Linked DNA regions of Mus musculus: region 1 is linked to region 2. The links are chromatin loops, found by intact Hi-C in ENCODE. Cell type or tissue: left cerebral cortex. All regions are shown on one strand. Links, peaks and the distances in the headings refer to the core of each region. The heading gives the core; the rest is flanking DNA.

What was found. Peaks named below come from ENCODE experiments on the same cell type or tissue, not always from the same donor. Only the 100,000 strongest peaks of a DNase experiment are listed, where the experiment ranks them.
Region 1: a loop joins it to region 2, with 2.2 times the contacts of the local background. A loop is called at or near these places in 2 of 42 quality-filtered maps.

What each region holds. Positions count from the first base shown.
Region 1 is chr17:9,177,104-9,185,275 of GRCm38, reverse strand. No RefSeq gene overlaps it. Among named protein-coding and RNA genes, the nearest start is that of 6530411M01Rik, 13 kb to the right of the region's middle. In left cerebral cortex, for the core only: no CTCF peak of the experiment used is centred there; a DNase peak (open chromatin) is centred at 4,373.
Region 2 is chr17:9,395,500-9,403,671 of GRCm38, reverse strand. It overlaps the pseudogene Gm7947. Among named protein-coding and RNA genes, the nearest start is that of Gm51424, 180 kb to the left of the region's middle. In left cerebral cortex, for the core only: a CTCF peak has its summit at 4,438 (motif pointing left); a DNase peak (open chromatin) is centred at 4,906.

The DNA.
Region 1 (8,172 bases), core at 1,490-6,489, 220 kb after region 2:
TTACCAGCACATATTTATTAAAAAGAAAAACCAATGGAAGGAATGCACACCTTCCACAAATTCCAAATGTATCAAAATTGTTCGGATTCTAAAATTAAACTGGAATGGCACATGGACACACAGATACTAAATTTTTCTTTCTGTCTGAAATAAGAAGAACAAACAGACAGACATACTCCCAAAACCACCATTATTCAAGAACTTAGACCACTAGCTCTCAACATTCCTAACACTGCAACCCTTTAATATAGTTCCTCATGCTGTTGTGAATACCAGCCACAAATTTATTTTTGTGGCTACTTCACAACTGTGATTTTGGCACTGTTATGAATTGTAATGTTAATATATGTGTTTTCCAGTGGTCTTAGGCAACACTGGGTCACGACCTGCAGGTTGAGAACAGCTACCCTAGACCATGAGCCATGAAGACAGTGACACTGGATGAATGAGAAGCAGATGTTGCCATACCTCAGCCTTGTGGGATGGGAAGATTTCACACAGCACAAGGATGGGTAACATAGGCAGAATTTGATGACTTCCCTGATTTGAGGTACAGTGAGAAGGAGTTGAGGAGGTCATGTTGCCTACAATTCACAGAGGTAAATGTTGCTTATAATGGAGACTATTATGGAAAAACAGAGTAAGGGAGAAGGAGGAGAGAGGATATAGAGAATACTGCATGTTGGCAAAGAATGGACACACACATTTATCAGGGTACGGATTACTTATGTGTAATTATCTACATACATATGTAATATGTATTGTTTATATATAGATATCTAATGCTGATCCAGGAGTCATCTGAAGAACTGCAAAGAGGAAATTATTCTGTGCAGAAAGGAATGTGGGACAACAGGCCAGGGTATCTCTCATCAGAAGCAACATAGATGTAAAGAAAGCAGAAAAGTCTATAAATGTCTAAGGCAAAACAAAGACCTGTTAACTTAAGTGCTGTGTTTAGAGGGAAAATTCATCCAGAATAAAGTTGAAATCAAGACATTTCTAGATATTAAATAAATCTTACAATCATAAAATGGGAAGCATACAGAAAGAACGAATGAACCAGAATTAAATCTGAAGTACAATCATAAAATACACCCAATTGCTTCAAAATAAGGAAAAGTGGAGGAACATAAAGAATAAATGGCATAATCAGAAACAAATAGAAAAAATAATAAAGGCAGACCCATCTCCATCAACAGTCTTGTTAAAATAGAAATGGTTTGTTGGATTACTTAAAAAAGCAAGATCCAACTGTATGTTGCCTACAAGAAATACACATTAGCAACAAAAAGAATGTGATTAACAGATCATAGAAGAGATGGAAGAAACCAATCAACACAATCCCTGTCAAAAGAATTCCTAGAGATTACATACTCACCAGAGCAGGAATAAGGACTCAAGAAGATATGATTCTGAAGAGTGCCCCTTTATAACAAGGAATCTATATGTAGTTGAGGAGGGACTTTTTTTGTGACCCCATCATGAAGCTGGAAACTAGATACTAGAAGAACGCATTACAACAGAGGAAACTACAGTCTCCTAAGTTTCCCTCGGGAACACAAATGCAAAAATTCTTTAGAAAACTTATGAAATTTATCAAATGGCTCCAGCTCTAACCACATATAAAAGCAGAGAACATTAGAAATGAATACACACGTGGTTTGCTATTCAGAAATCTCTTAGTATTATTCAATGATTCAACACACAAAACAGAGTTAGGGGAGAAGACGTTTACAGTCCAACTTTCATTGCTCAGCTGCATGCCTGACAGTGGTCAATAAGTCACAAGAGTAAATAAGTTACTGTAAATCTGATGCATAGCTTTGCATCAGATGACTTTCCCAGCTGTAGTATAAAGTAAGTATTCTAAGAACACTTAAGGCAGTCTATGCTAACGTGAGTTCCGGTATGCTAACATGTGAGTTCCAGTAGACTGGGTACACTAAAAACACTTAAGGCAGTCTATGCTAACGTGAGTTCCGGTTCGGTGGGTACACTAAATGTATTTTCAGCTTACGGCATTTTCAACTTTATTAGAAACCATCAGACTCGACCTCAAGGAGGGAGCATCAAGTTGGATGAACACCCAGCATACTGCCTTGATAATTACTCAGCAAAGGTGTGAAAAGAGCTGCTCTTCAAAATCCTCAAGATGATGGTGTCTGTGAGACACTCAATAGGAAATAGAACTTGCTGAAGATGGGTGTCTGTGAGGTGGCTCAGAACTAGAACTTGCTGCTCAAGCCTGGCAACCTGAAACCCAGGGTAGAATCAACTTCTAAAAGTTGTCCTCTGACCTCCTCACCTGTGCTTTGGCACACGCACACCCCCACATCCATTATCTCTCCCTCCCTCTCCCCCCCCCCCCGTCTCATTTTAACAAAGAGCCAGGTGAACCACATGAAAACCCATAGAATCAACTAAGCTGGGCCCACAGGGGTTCACAGAGACTGAAACCCTCTGCACTCATGTTAGAGTTGTATAGCTAGCTTGGTCTTCTTGTGGGACTCCTAACAGTGAGAGAGGGGATATCTCTGACTTTGTCTCCTGCCTTGGGGACCCTTTCCTCCTACTGAGTTGCATCATTTAGCCTGAATAGGAGAGGTGGTCTAGTATTAGGTCTCTAGTATTAGAGAAACTTGATATGCCATGGCTAGTTGATATCCATTGAGGTCAGGCCTTTTCTGAAGAGAAATGGATAAGCAGATGGGGGTGGGGGACTGGGGAAGGTCTGGGAGAAGAGGGAGGGGAAACTGCAGTCAGGATATAAAGGTAATTCATTCATTCATTCATTCTTCATTCATTAAAAATATTAAAGAAAAAAAAAGAATTAGGTGAACTAAATGCAGGTACTCTGCAGGCAGAAACCTGGCATTGGCTCCTATAGCCTTTCCATGATATCAACTACCTACCATTCACACAGTATTACAAACTCAATCTAGTGAGTGAAAACAGGATAAAGATATGAGTGTCTCTGTGTGTGTGTGTGTGGGGGGGTGTATGTATGTATGCACACATGCACACATGGCCATCCTGGGGATCAAATTCAGGGTCTTGCTCATACTAGCAAATGCTCTACCACTAAGCAGTGAATGGTTTCCTCAACTCCAGAATAAATTTTAAAGAAAAGTGTGCTACCTTATCTTATGACTACACCTCTCCAGATTCCCAAACCACCGGTATTTTTCTCCCTTGTAAGTTCTGTGATAAAAGATCTTATCCGTCCCACCAACTATATATCTTGTGTCTGCTATTGCTGCCTCTATTCTTTTACAAATTGTTTGTGTTGATCAGTAATGCTAAGCCTATGTGAGCACTCACATATTTCAAAGCATTTGGTTGAACTCACCAACAGTAACAAGGCTGTAAAGTTGCTTTAGTTGAGGTAAGAATATTTTTTGACAAAGCTGATCAGAATGGTCACACGAGTTTGCTTCTTGTAGTTTGCCAACAATAGCTAGAAGGTCGATGCCCCATGTATCACGTAAAATCAAAGGAGACAATCACAGAAGCAAGAGAAGTCACCAAAGGTCTATTCAGTATAGCAAGTTAATACGTGCATAATAAAAGTAAGAACTCTAAAAAATCTCTGAGGCAAAACATAACAATCCAAGTCCAGGCAACAGTGAGATCGGATGTGTGACTCTCCTCAGGGACCTGCTGCACGGAAGTCTCCCATGGAGCCTGCTCTGTCCTCCTGAGGAAGGTGAGCACTGCAGCCATCCAGCCACCACCCTGGAGGCACCATGATCAAATAAGTCCCGAATCAGCTCCTGCAGCAGCTGTGCCTCAATCTGGAAGAGTCCTCCTGAGGACCCCAGGCTTCTCCAGGGAAAAGAGCCGCTGTCAAACAGAGGATTCAAAATAAGGAAGCGGCTGCCTTACTTTCTTCATCCAGGCAACCTTTTCTTTTCTATTCTTGATCAAGTGAATCTGCTGGAAAATGAAGTGGGATCTACATCTAGAAAATGACCTTTCTCATGGTTCGCAGTGGCAACTGTGAGACGCTGACATCAAATTCCTGGTGTTTAGTTAGGATCCCCTTGCTGTGATAAAACACTGACGCAAGGCAACTTGGGAAAGCAAAGTGTTTATTTCAGCTTATACTTTGTAGTTCATTGTTGAGGGGAGCCAAAGTAGGAACACAAGGCAGGGAGTGAAGCAGAGGCCATGGAGGAACAAGAAGGGAACTTAAAGATGAACTCTCGGGTTTAAGGAACGAAATATTCTATACAGATCTTGAATGTTCTAGGTGTGTTATCTCTGCTGTGAGGTAGGGAGACCAGCCATATCTTCTGTGCTTCCTCACAACTGAATAGCCAGGCATGACTCTCTAGTTTCAGAGAGAGTTCCCTCCCACACTCGAAGCTGTATACTTGGAATCCTGAACATAACACATCTAAGAACATATGTATAGCACGCCTAGGCCCCTGTCCTCTGCAGAGCATCTGAAAGCCTGCAAACTCAGAGCTCAGCACACTAGAGAATACTGGGGAAATTGTGCAGTGTGGTACATACTATGACACACATGGGAACTTATACACAGTGGTATACCTGGGCACTTGTATACCATGGAATACCTGGGACTTGAGTATCAGAGTGCACAGGAGTCCTGCATAGAATTGGATAGCCACCCAGGAGCCTGCCCATCAGGAAAATGTACATCATAGCATACCTGGGAAACTAGCAGTATAGGATACTCAGGAACAGAAGATGTCCTGTTCTTAAGCATCCATCTCTCCCTATACTCATCCAAATCTTCCCAAAGAGGCCAGCAGCTGCTTTACTGTCAGGTGCATTCGGGTAAGATGTCTTAGACTCATCAAGAAGACTAAGTTTATTCTATGAAGAAGAAAAAAAGCTTGGCTTAACAGACCAAAATGGACAACTGCCCACAAAACTGAGTCCAAAGATGTCTCGGCATTGAAATTTGTGAGTTGGGGAATTGGAAGGTATTAAATTTTTTTTTCTATCCCTGGGAAAATGGAAAAAGACTCCAGACACTAACCAAAGTAAGATCCTGGGAACCAGTTCTTTCTAATTCCCTCTCTAGAGCCACAAATGATACCTGACCCAGAGATGGCTAGCTCTCTGAAGAGGGTCAACTCCAGTCCTAAACACAGTTTAACCTCAGTGTCTCTTTGCTAAATTTAACTGCACACCCTGTACATCTTGGCTTTTTTCTGTACATACCACCTTCCCTTGTAAACCACACAGAACCATTGCCTGAGCTCCACAGAATAACTTACATCTCCTCCCCTTCTCCGTGTTTACTGTGCAAGTGGCCAAGCCAGACCATGGAGAAGCATCTCACTGTCAAGACACTTCACGAGCTATGTGCACCGGGTCTTTTGTTGGCCACATTTATGAGTGGGCTCCATGTGAGTTTAAGAGCCCAGCACCTGTGGTTGGCTCTCTCCACTGTGCAGTCAAAATCATCATCTTCTATGCCTGACTCCTGCCCAATACACACCCATACGAGTATGGACACAGGAGGCTATCCATGACTTCCTGACCTGTCCAGGTTTCTGTCTTGTCTGCAGCTGTCAAAGCTGAGTCATCAGAATGTAAATAAGACCAGGCTCAAAACCAGCCTCTTGGTCCCACCTTCCTTGGCTGAGAGGGAAAAGCCCTTTCCCCTGTCTCCAGGATATATCTAGTTGAGATACTTTGATTTGCTCATGTGCTCCTCCCACTACCTTCTGGGGGGAACCAGAGGGAATGGTCTACCTTCTGTACCAGCATGGGGCATGGCAGGGTCAGTGAGTTTGTAAACTTGGCACTAAGGAATGAAGAAAATAGCAATTTGATGCTTTTTTTCCTGCTTTCACGTTTCTAGTGAGTAGAAGTGTGTGTGTGTGTGTGTGTGTGTGAACTAAGAAGGGTAATTAGATGTCTTATGCAATTTATCTCTATCCCTCTCCTATTTTTCTCTTCTTTAGCTATCTGAATTGATTGCATATATTTGGCCTAAACCCCACGTTAAGTGCTCCTGATGGTTTTGGCAGGTTTCCTGATGAAGTGCCAGCTGCGCAGGTAGCAGAAGAGGAAATGCCAGCTCATATCCATGGAGAAATTAGTGAGCCTGTAAAACTCACACAATGACAAATGTTTGCTAGCTTATGGGAAACTTACCACAACGTGTGTGTGTGTGTGTGTGTGTGTGTGTGTGTGTGTGAACAACGGGGACAAGGAAGAGTTGTTTTAGCATGGGCTAGGAAACAAAGGTTTGAGTTTGGCAGCCTGCATTTCCTCCCACACCAGTGTCACCCTGCCATCTTCTCCCAGCATGCCCCTGTTTCAGTTAGTTAGTTAGTTAGTTAGTTAGGTTTGTTGGTTGGTTTGCCATATAAACAAACAAACAGCTCTCCTCATGTCCTGGCTGGTTTTGTGTGGCAACTTGATACAAGCTGGAGTTATCACAGAGAAAGGAGCCTCCCTTGAGGAAATGCCTCCATGAGATCCAGCTGTAAGGCATTTTCTCAATTAGTGATCAAGGGTGGAAGGGCCCATTATGGGTGCTGCCATCCCTGGGCTGGTAGTTCTGGATTCTATAAGAAAGCAAGCTGAGTAAGCCAGGGGACACAAGCCAGTAAGCAGGACCCCTCCATGCCCTCTGTATCAACTTCTGCCTCCAAGTTCCTCTCCTGTGTGAGTTCCAGTCCTGACTTCCTTGGTGATGAACAGCAACGTGGAAGTGTGAGTTGAATAAACCCTTTCCTCCCCAACTTGCTTCTTGGTCATGATGTGTTGTCCAGGAATAGAAACCCTGACTAAGACACCTCCCAATGTTTGATTAGCTCTCAGAACTACACACTCTGAGCTGAGGCTTGGACTCAGAAACTCTTTGTGCTCCATCATCATCATTATCTCCCCATCTTTGACCTCATCTTTCTCAGATAAGTCTCATGGGAATTATAATTATCTGCAAAGGAATAACAAGAAACAGAACATAGATATTTCATTTTTTTATGCACGCCATCAGTAGAGTGTTACTCACAGCACTAGGAGAGAAATGTGTTTATAGATATATTGCAGATCTTAAATTGTACAGTTAGCCATTCCCATTGACTACTGAGGGGCTGGGCTGGGAAAGGTCAGAGCTTTTCATTTGTGTTTACATGATGAGTTACAAAAAACAAGTCAAAATGTATAGACCTGCTGAGGTACCTCTCTCATATCTGAGGCTGGCTATGGCTTCATGTGTTGCTTGCTAGCATCTGGCAAATCCCTACCATCCTCCTTCATTTTTAATTCTAGAAAGAAGACCAATTGACAGGTGACTGATCAGAAGAGAAAGTGCCAGTGCAGAGCATTGCATGGCTTGTTCAAGTCTTCCCACACTGTTTCATGAGTTGGTTAAAAGCTAAGAAACTTAGGGCTGATAGGAGGGAAAGTGAGCCATCAAGATGTTGGACAAGAGCCTCCTTCATTTCTACCCTTTGGGTAGAGCCTCTGGAGCATAAAGTCAAAGGAGCTGCCCTTCTTCCAGTTAGCAGGTCCCCAGATTAAAAAAAAAAAAAAAAAAAAAAAAGGTGGGACTGCAGCCAGGAGAAAGAGAAATAAGACCAGGATGGTGGGTGTGATGGTTTGCATATGCTTGGCCCAGGGAGTGGCACTATTTAGAGGTGTCGCCTTGTTGGAGTAGGTGTGACCTGGTTGGAGGTGTGTCACTGTGCGCATGAGCTTAAGACCCTCACCCTAGTTGCCTGGAAGTCAGTCTTCCACTAGTAGCCTTCAGAGGAAGATGTTGAACTCTCAGCTCTGCCTGCCCCATGCCTGCCTGGATGCTGCCACACTTTTGCCTTGATGATAATGGACTGAACCTCTGAACCTGTAAGCCAGCCCCAATTAAATGTTGTCCTGATAAGACTTGCCTTGGTCATGGTGTCTGTTCATAGCAGTAAAACCCTAAGGAAGACAGTGGGATTGGAGCTCTACCTCCCAAAGGCATGCGGATGCCCAGACAGGTGGATAAATACCTCTTGACAAGAAGAGCCATTTGAGACAGGCACTGTCCTTCTTGCAACTGGGCCAGGCCTTTCTGGGATGTGGTTAATGAGACTTCAGGGAGGTGCTAAATGGTTACAAATGCACAGGCTCCTTGACAGCATGAAACACACAAGGTTTTAGCAGATGATTAAAAACAGAGAAAATAAAGTGGTCTTT
Region 2 (8,172 bases), core at 2,038-7,037:
TCTCCTTCTCCTTCTCCTTCTCCTTCTCCTTCTCCTTCTCCTTCTCCTTCTTCTTCTTCTTCTTCTTCTTCTTCTTCTTCTTCTTCTTCTCCTTCTCCTTCTCCTTCTCCTTCTCCTTCTCCTTCTCCTTCTCCTTCTCCTTCTCCTTCTCCTTCTCCTTCTCCTTCTCCTTCTCCTTCTCCTTCTTTTTTTTCTCTCTCTCTTTCCTTTCTCTCCCCTTACTTCCTGTTCAGTTCGAATTTTTATCCATGTCTTTATGCTGTTTTAATCTTCCCTTGCTTGTGTACTTAAGTCAACTGCCCTATGTGTATTTTTATACTTGACTTCCATTATGTATTTCTTATTTCAAAAAACCTCTTCACAGATGTAGAGTGATTCATGGCTCTGTAAGAGGACTTTCCTTGAACTCGTTTTTGAGCCTAAATTTAAGTCTTGATACACTGCTTGCACTGAGTTCATAACCCCTTGTATCACCCAGTAAACCAAAGCCGAGAGAAAGGAAGAGATGTGACTTAGTGTGGCTTGCTTCGCATTATAGATCATGTACCCACTCAGTCTTGGGAAACTGTCAGTCAAGGATCTCACCACAATTCAGCAGTTAAAAAGAAGAAATATAGCATGGGGGACAGAGTCTACCTTTAGACTTCTTTTAAAGAGTGATTTATGTTCCACTAAGAAAGGCTACCATTCCTCCTCTTTGCTGTCTGGTCATCTTATAGAGATAAGATGCCTAAGCATTCCCCACAGATTAAACAAGTGCCTATCAGATTATAGGCTCCTGGCTTCCCGTTTAAGATAGTATTTATTTTGGGGAAACTTTCTATCACCAATTCCTCTGTCTCTTTGCCTAGTGAATATTTCTACTTTTGGTCATACTCATCTCCCTCACATCTCAGGACCTCCTCCATTGAAAGATGGGAGGGAGAAACAGAGAAGAACTGTAATCAGTATATTATATATGAAAAAAATCATTTTCAATAAAAGGAAAAAAATTAACATTAAAAATAATTACACAATATGTGGAGCTTAAATACATGTTGTGTTTAAGCAGGAAGTATAGAGGAAAATCATCAACATGGCCGTCTGGTAAGGGCTCACATCCAAAATATGATCTGACTAGAATGCACACATGCCCTGTATTACAGTATGATTTGCTGGAATAAACACCCTTAGTATACACATCTTTAATCCCTAAAAATGAAGGTAAATTTAATTTGTAGAAGGAGGCAGTCATGTTTGAAACTGATGTCTAATTGAGTGGCAGACAAAGTGATAAGCCAGAGAAAGATTTGACAAAATGAATCAGAGATAGGATATACCCAACTCACATGAGAAAAACAGAGGAAGAGAGGCTACTTAAGAACAGAGAGTGGGGGTAGGATATATATGAGGGGCCAGGCAGAGAAATTCAGTCAAAAGCTGAGAGAAGCTGAATTGAGTCAGCTAGGAAGATTATATCCTATGGAGGCTAGAAGCTTCCAGACCTAGGCTTAGGGAGGATCAGAATCTAGAAGAATACAGTCTAGGCTCTCAGCGCAAGCCTTATATCTGCATAGCTTGGGTATGGCTCTCATCTCATCACTTCATCTGAGGAATAAAAGCAATATTTACAAGGAAGAAAACAAAAAAGAATGCTTATGGAGAAAACCACTGCCATCAACTTCCAGTCTCTGAGGGCAGAGGGGTGGACTTTAGCTTTATTAAGCAAACACAGATGATCTCAGCACATCAGTCCACCTCCCCCTACATTTCCCAGCACTTCATTTTGTCTCCAATTGCAGAAGACTTTGAATGCAGTACTCCCCTTTCATGTTTAACCTCTTTGTATAGTTTTTGTGTTCAATCTTAGTGTTAAAGGTTCTTCTTGCCTATGCGTTTGTATGATCCAGGTTACTGAGGGCCTGGAGGACTGGCAATATGGAGTGTATGTGTGCTAACTCTCAAGAGAGGCTATGTAGCCAGTCTTAGAGGATTAGTGTGAAGGAAGCCTTGAGTTTGACCAAATGTCTCACAGAGACTGCTGCTAAATGTGATACATTGTTTACCTTTAGATAGGAATAAGTCTCAGATCCCAATGAGAAATCCTTCCTTATGTTCCCTGGGGTTTTATAATATTTTCTCTGATGGTAAAGCTTTGTCTTGGTAAGGGTTTTACTGTAGTGAAGAGACACTAAAACCGAGGGAACTCTTATAAAGGACAACATTTAACTGGGGCTGGCTTACAGGTTCAGCGGTTCAGTCCATTATCAAGGTGAGAGAATGGCAGCATCCAGGTAGATAGGGGGCTGAGGAACTGAGGGTTCCACTTCTTGTTCTGAAAGTGGCTAGGAGAAGACTAGCATCCAGGTAGCTAGGATGAGGGTCTTAAAGCCTACACCTACAATCACACACTTCCTCCAACAAGACCACACCACCTAATAGTGCCACTCCCTGGGCCAAGCATATCAAACTACCACATTCAGAGGTCTCAAAGAGAGAAATTAGATTGTTACTTCTACCCAGTATGCCCAGGATCTTATCTCCACAAAGGAGAGAAAATGGAATGGATAGATAGCAAGGAAGTTTGAGACCCTTTATTAGGACCAAGATGTCAATGGGCTTGTGGCAGAGAACCACTTGCTGGGAATATTGGACAGCTCTCAGCAAACTCTACCAAAGATGCAACCAGTGCCCGGGATCACCAGGTAAGCCAGAGAATTCCAAGAATGGTTTGGGGAGTGGGGGCTCCTGGAAAAGGATAATTTGATTTGTATTATGTTTTGCTATGGGGCTTCTGATTAAACAGGAGACAGAAACTAATCACATAGGGCACTGACCACAAAGCTACAGCTGCAACATCCTCACTGGAGACCAGAAATGAAGAGTTCTAGTTCTTAGTTCATTGTGATCTCTGACCCTGATGCAAGTACGGACATGATCGGAACGGCAAAGAGAATGTGGATGGCTCAGCTCAGTCCCCAAGCTTCACCTCAGTTCCTGCCACAGTGCCCCCATGCTGTAAAAGACTTCTTGCCTCGGAGTTCAATGGCAGCCCAACCTACAGGGCTCTGTTCTCTCTCTCTCTCTCTCTCTCTCTCTCTCTCTCTCTCTCTCTCTCTCTCTTCTACCTGTGGTACTAGAATAAATCTCTCTCTAAAACATACCCTTTATGGTCTGTGAATTTCACTTTTTAAATTCACTAGACAAAGGCCCCTGGCTCAGTGTGGCTTTGGTGGCTTATTCAATTTTTCTGGACCCCAAACACTCTACACTCTCAAGCTATGCTCACTCAGTATCAGAGGAGAAAACCTCTTCTAATCCCAGGGGTCCTAGAACTTTTCTTGTGTCACTTTCACATGAGGCATGTCTCTGAGGCAGGGTTCACGAGAGCTTATACCTGCAACTTGCACTTTTACCATATCTCAGATCTAAGACCTATCACAGCTCTGAAGATGAAGCTGGAGTCTTCCTTCATTACCTTACATCTGGCTCTTGTCCACAAGGCAGTCTGGGGATGTCTCCTTTCTGGGCTAGGTGGCAGCTCTTTAGAAGTCATCCTTATACCCAATGAAGTATGTTCAGGAGCCAGCTCACACTGGCCTTATCTTCCCAGGGGCCTCTCTTCCTCTTATCTGGTCTCCTTGGTCATCTCATACCCAGTGGCAAGCCCTCATGTTTATTACCTTTTCCAGTTTTCCTGACCTCATCATTTCCATCCCAATGTCCTGTTGATCTTAACTTGTGCTTTTGGGAGCTACCTGCTCAGTGGTTGCATGATGCCCTCTGCATAGGTCTGCAATTCTGTCAGCTCTAGGCAAGCATAGTTGGCACTTGTTCTCCATATATTTGTCTAACATATTCAATATGAGTCTGGTCCAGAGCTTTCTGGAGTATGTAGATCCCAACAACCTGTTCCCCAAAGTAGAAAATTGTGCCTGAGTGGCTAGTGTTCTAGCTGGGGTCACAATGTGTCTTCTGTATTTTCTTGGGGCTAAGTGTTACCATCTACCTACCATGCTACCCTAGACAGCATAGGGAGGACACATAGGGTCAGGTCTGTAGCATTTTTAATCCTGCTTATATTTATGGGCCTTGTGTGGTTATATGACAAAATCAAAGCATGGGTTGAGTGGGATAGCCTGGTGGTTAGCAGCACTTGCTGCTCTTTCAGAAGACCTGGGTTTAGTTTCCAGCACCTACATGGTGGTACACAACCTATAACCCTAGTTTCAGTTGATCCAATGCCCTCTTCTGGCTTCTATAGACACTGCATGCATGTTATGCACACATACATACATACACACACACACACACACACACACACACACACACACACAGGCAAAACATATATATCTAAAAATACAAATCAAAGTTTGCTTTTTAGTGCATTGAATTCTCCTTCAAACTTATTTGATTTCAGATTCCAGGTGATCTAACACCCTCTTCTGGCTTCTATGGGTACTGCATAGATATATGCATGCATACATACATACACACACATACACACAAAATAAAAAAATCTAAAGATAACAATCAAAGTCCAATTTTTAGTGCATTGAATTCTCCTTCAAACACTTAACTTTAAGAGAGCTACATAGAATATAACTTAATGTCTGCAAAATTCTAGGAAACATTCCTACATATACACAGGCATATATCATCCTTTAATTTTTATGGTTTTATAGTGTTTTAAATATCAGAATAACAAACAGTGGCATGTGAGAGGAAGTCACCATCACAGTTGATTTAATCTTCTTAGAAAGAATGCAGGCAGTACAGAGTTTCCGAGCTTCCATAGCTTTCTGTTTTAAGTACACTGTCGACTTCCCACAGCCTACCCAGCAATCATTGGCAACATGTGGGCCCTTTTGAAAATGCAATCATCAGGGAAGCTCAGCGACACCACAGCATAAAGACAGGGCCACAGCATCTAATTAACTCCCGGGATTTTTCCTTCAGAAAGGGCATTGTTTTAGGAGTAGCAATTACAAGCAGTTACTGCCTCCTCATTTACTCCAGTATTTCTGACTCTCTCACTAGGATTTAAGAGGGCAACAATTAGGCTTGGAAAAGGGCACTAGTACAGTCCTTGCATGCCACAGCTAAGCCAGCCCACAAGTCCAAGTCATCATGGTCCCAGAAACCCAGTGTGCTCTTTCTGTTGCAACTTGAGAACATTTATCTTTGACTCATCTCTGTCTGTTTTTCATCCAAAAACATCATTTCAAAAGCACACTTACAGAAAGTGTCTCCATATTGTTGAAGGTCATGATAAAAAGAACTCTTAAAGTCCTCCGAGAAGGAGAGGGCTCCATGGCCCTTGCTGTGAACTCTGAGATAAAACCCAGCAAGAGTCCAGGCAGGCACTTCTGATGTTTCCATCTTCCCACTGTGGCTGCCTTTCTCTTGCCTAATGTCTGCCTCCTGCAGCTGCTGTCCCTGTTCCAGTGGCACCTTCTGCCCGAGCTACCCACTTGTTTATACCATTTCCAACCCATGGCTTAGCTAAGCCCTGAATACTCAACAATTTCAGTCTGTTTTGTCATCGATTATGTTTCATAAAATCAATTCTCCTTCTGATCTCTGTGGCACTGTAGAACTCTTTGGATCATTACCTAACCCTCCATCAAAGGGCTCTTTAAGAGCTGGCATATTTGGTTCAAATCGAAATCTTGATGCTAAGTAACCAAAAGGCTTGCAATTCTTTTAAAACTTTTTCTAAATATCAATAAGCGCAATCCTAAAATGTAGACATGAATATTAACCTCCCAAAGCTGATGAGGTTGAGCATGGCCATTCATTAAAAATACATTGCCAAAACTCTTGGGAATGTCTGCCGCTGAGCAGGTATGACCAGTATGGATGAAGATCACTTCTGCTCTCCCCGGCCCTCGGAAAGCACAGGATTTGGGCTGTCTTAGTCAAATAAAAAGGGAAAGAGTCTGTAGTTCCAATAGTTCTGCAGTCTCAACTGTGCATCTAAAATAAACAAGCCAAAGGTCAACACAACTCACCAGTGTTATCTACTGCCTTCTCTTTGCATAAAAAACCTTGCTCTCGGGACACAATATGGGCACTCCGAGGCTCTCAGGACCCACAGGCTGCCTAAGATGACTCCTGCGGCTCCAGAGGAATGGAGGTACGATTAGGAACAATCATCTGTAATTTAACACAAAAGCCAGGACAAAAGTAGAAGATGGGCTGAACAAGTCACAGCAGCAGAATTACGGAATACAGCCAAATGCCTACATTACCTGAGAGGAGCAAATACTGCCCTTGTTCAAGTTAAATTTTTTCCCTGTGTTTGTGATGTTTCAGGTTTAGCAGCTAGTTTGACAGACTCTTGGTATGTTAAATGGGGTATTATTTTTTTTACCCCATTTTAAATTTTTTTGTTTTAGCTTTGTTTGGTTGTTGTTTGTTTTGAGAAGGGGGTTGTTGTTTTCTTGTTGTTGTTAATAAACTAAAGTGAGTCTTTATCAACAGGAGAGGAGTTAGAGAAGAGTGTGCAGCTCCAGTACTTAGAGAACATGATGGGGACTGACGAACTAAACACGAGCTGTCACTGGCAGTGCTCACTGTGACAGTGAGAAGGCCAGAGAGCACCTCAAACCATTTCCAACAACGCTATTCTTTATTTCTCTTCTCTTCTCTCCTCTCCTCTCCTCTCCTCTCCTCTCCTCTCCTCTCCTCTCCTCTCCTCTCCTCTCCTCTCCTCTCCTCTCCTCTTCTCTTCTCTTCTCTTCTCTTCTTTTCTTTTTTCTTCTCTCTTTTAAAGGAGAGTGCCCTGTCATAAAGTCCAGAACATCCTAGAACTTGATGCGCAGTTTCAATTGGCTTTGAACTTGTAATATTCAGACTCCCAAGCAAGTGCTGGAATAAGATCACAATACCTAAACTTTATTTCTCATCTGTTTCTCACAAAGAAGAAAACAAAAGGTATTTAGAGCAAAATTTGGACTATGTGATAAACTTCCCACCTTAGCTTTTGTCTTTTGTTGTGAATTCGTGCCAGACTAAAGATAGTCTGACAGGTTTACAATCCTAAACCTTCTGTTTTCAGGGGCAGCCTCAGTAGTTGAGACAAGCAAAGAATAGCAAAAGGGTCCCAAAGCTATGGTGCCAGGAGAATAGAGCAGCCTCCTCACTGCCCTGGTCTGTCTGCTTCTAGTGAGGGAACAAGAGAAGCAAGCATTCCAATGTGGCCACTGGATACCAGGCTGATCTCATGAAAGGCCCAGTAGAACACACTTGGTTTAAACATAAAGAACAGATAATTTCCTGCCATTCAAGTTGCAATGGCTGCCCTGTACCAAAGAGCTAACTCACTTTCCTGTTTTCTTTTAAGAGACAAATTAGTGCCTTTTGATCTTGAGTTTCAAATATCAAAGAAGGAAGTAGTTGCAAATGTCAGGTGTGTATGGACACTGCACTTGGTCATATCCATCCAATAAAGCAAACAGAGAGAAGAACACCAACTATCACCAAGGAGAGAGGAGCACTGAGGAGAGCGGAGTAACAACACAATGGCCCTTCAGCAATGGAGCAGAATCCAGGTGTGGCACCCTGGTGATGATTCAGAGAGCAGAGCCTCATCCAAGGGTAATCCAGATGGTTCTGGTGAAAGAGGCTGGCAGTCCCACCCACAGGGCAAGGCCCAGCACTCTCACAAGACTCAGGCCATAAGAAGACCTCCTTTTAGGAACTTCTCAAGTCTTAGTAGCCTCTGGTCAATGCTATCTCCAGAAGGAACCTGTTGTTTAAGACCAAGCTATGGTGATCTGATAACAACAGAGAACTGTAAGTCAGGGAATCTGGGGTCAACGGCCATATCCAAGGTTTGGGAGGAGAAACACCTAAGAGATGCATGGAGAAAAGGGGAGTGGGGACACTATGTATTAAAAAGTGCTGAGACTCAGGAATCATCATGGACAAAAGGACTGAAAGAATATGAGTCAGAGGCAGTAGATGACCACATCAAAGTAGTGTTTTTCATACCCAACACTCTAGTCACACATGTGACCTCAACAGCATGCATGTGATATAAAATGAACAAGACCTGCATAAGATCATGCCAGACAACAATCCAAGCATGAGGAAAAAGGTAGTCCTAGAGTCATACACCAATCAGTGAACTGTCAGCAATTGATGGCTGTTAAGAGAGGAAGAACACATATTCTTTTAAGACTGTGA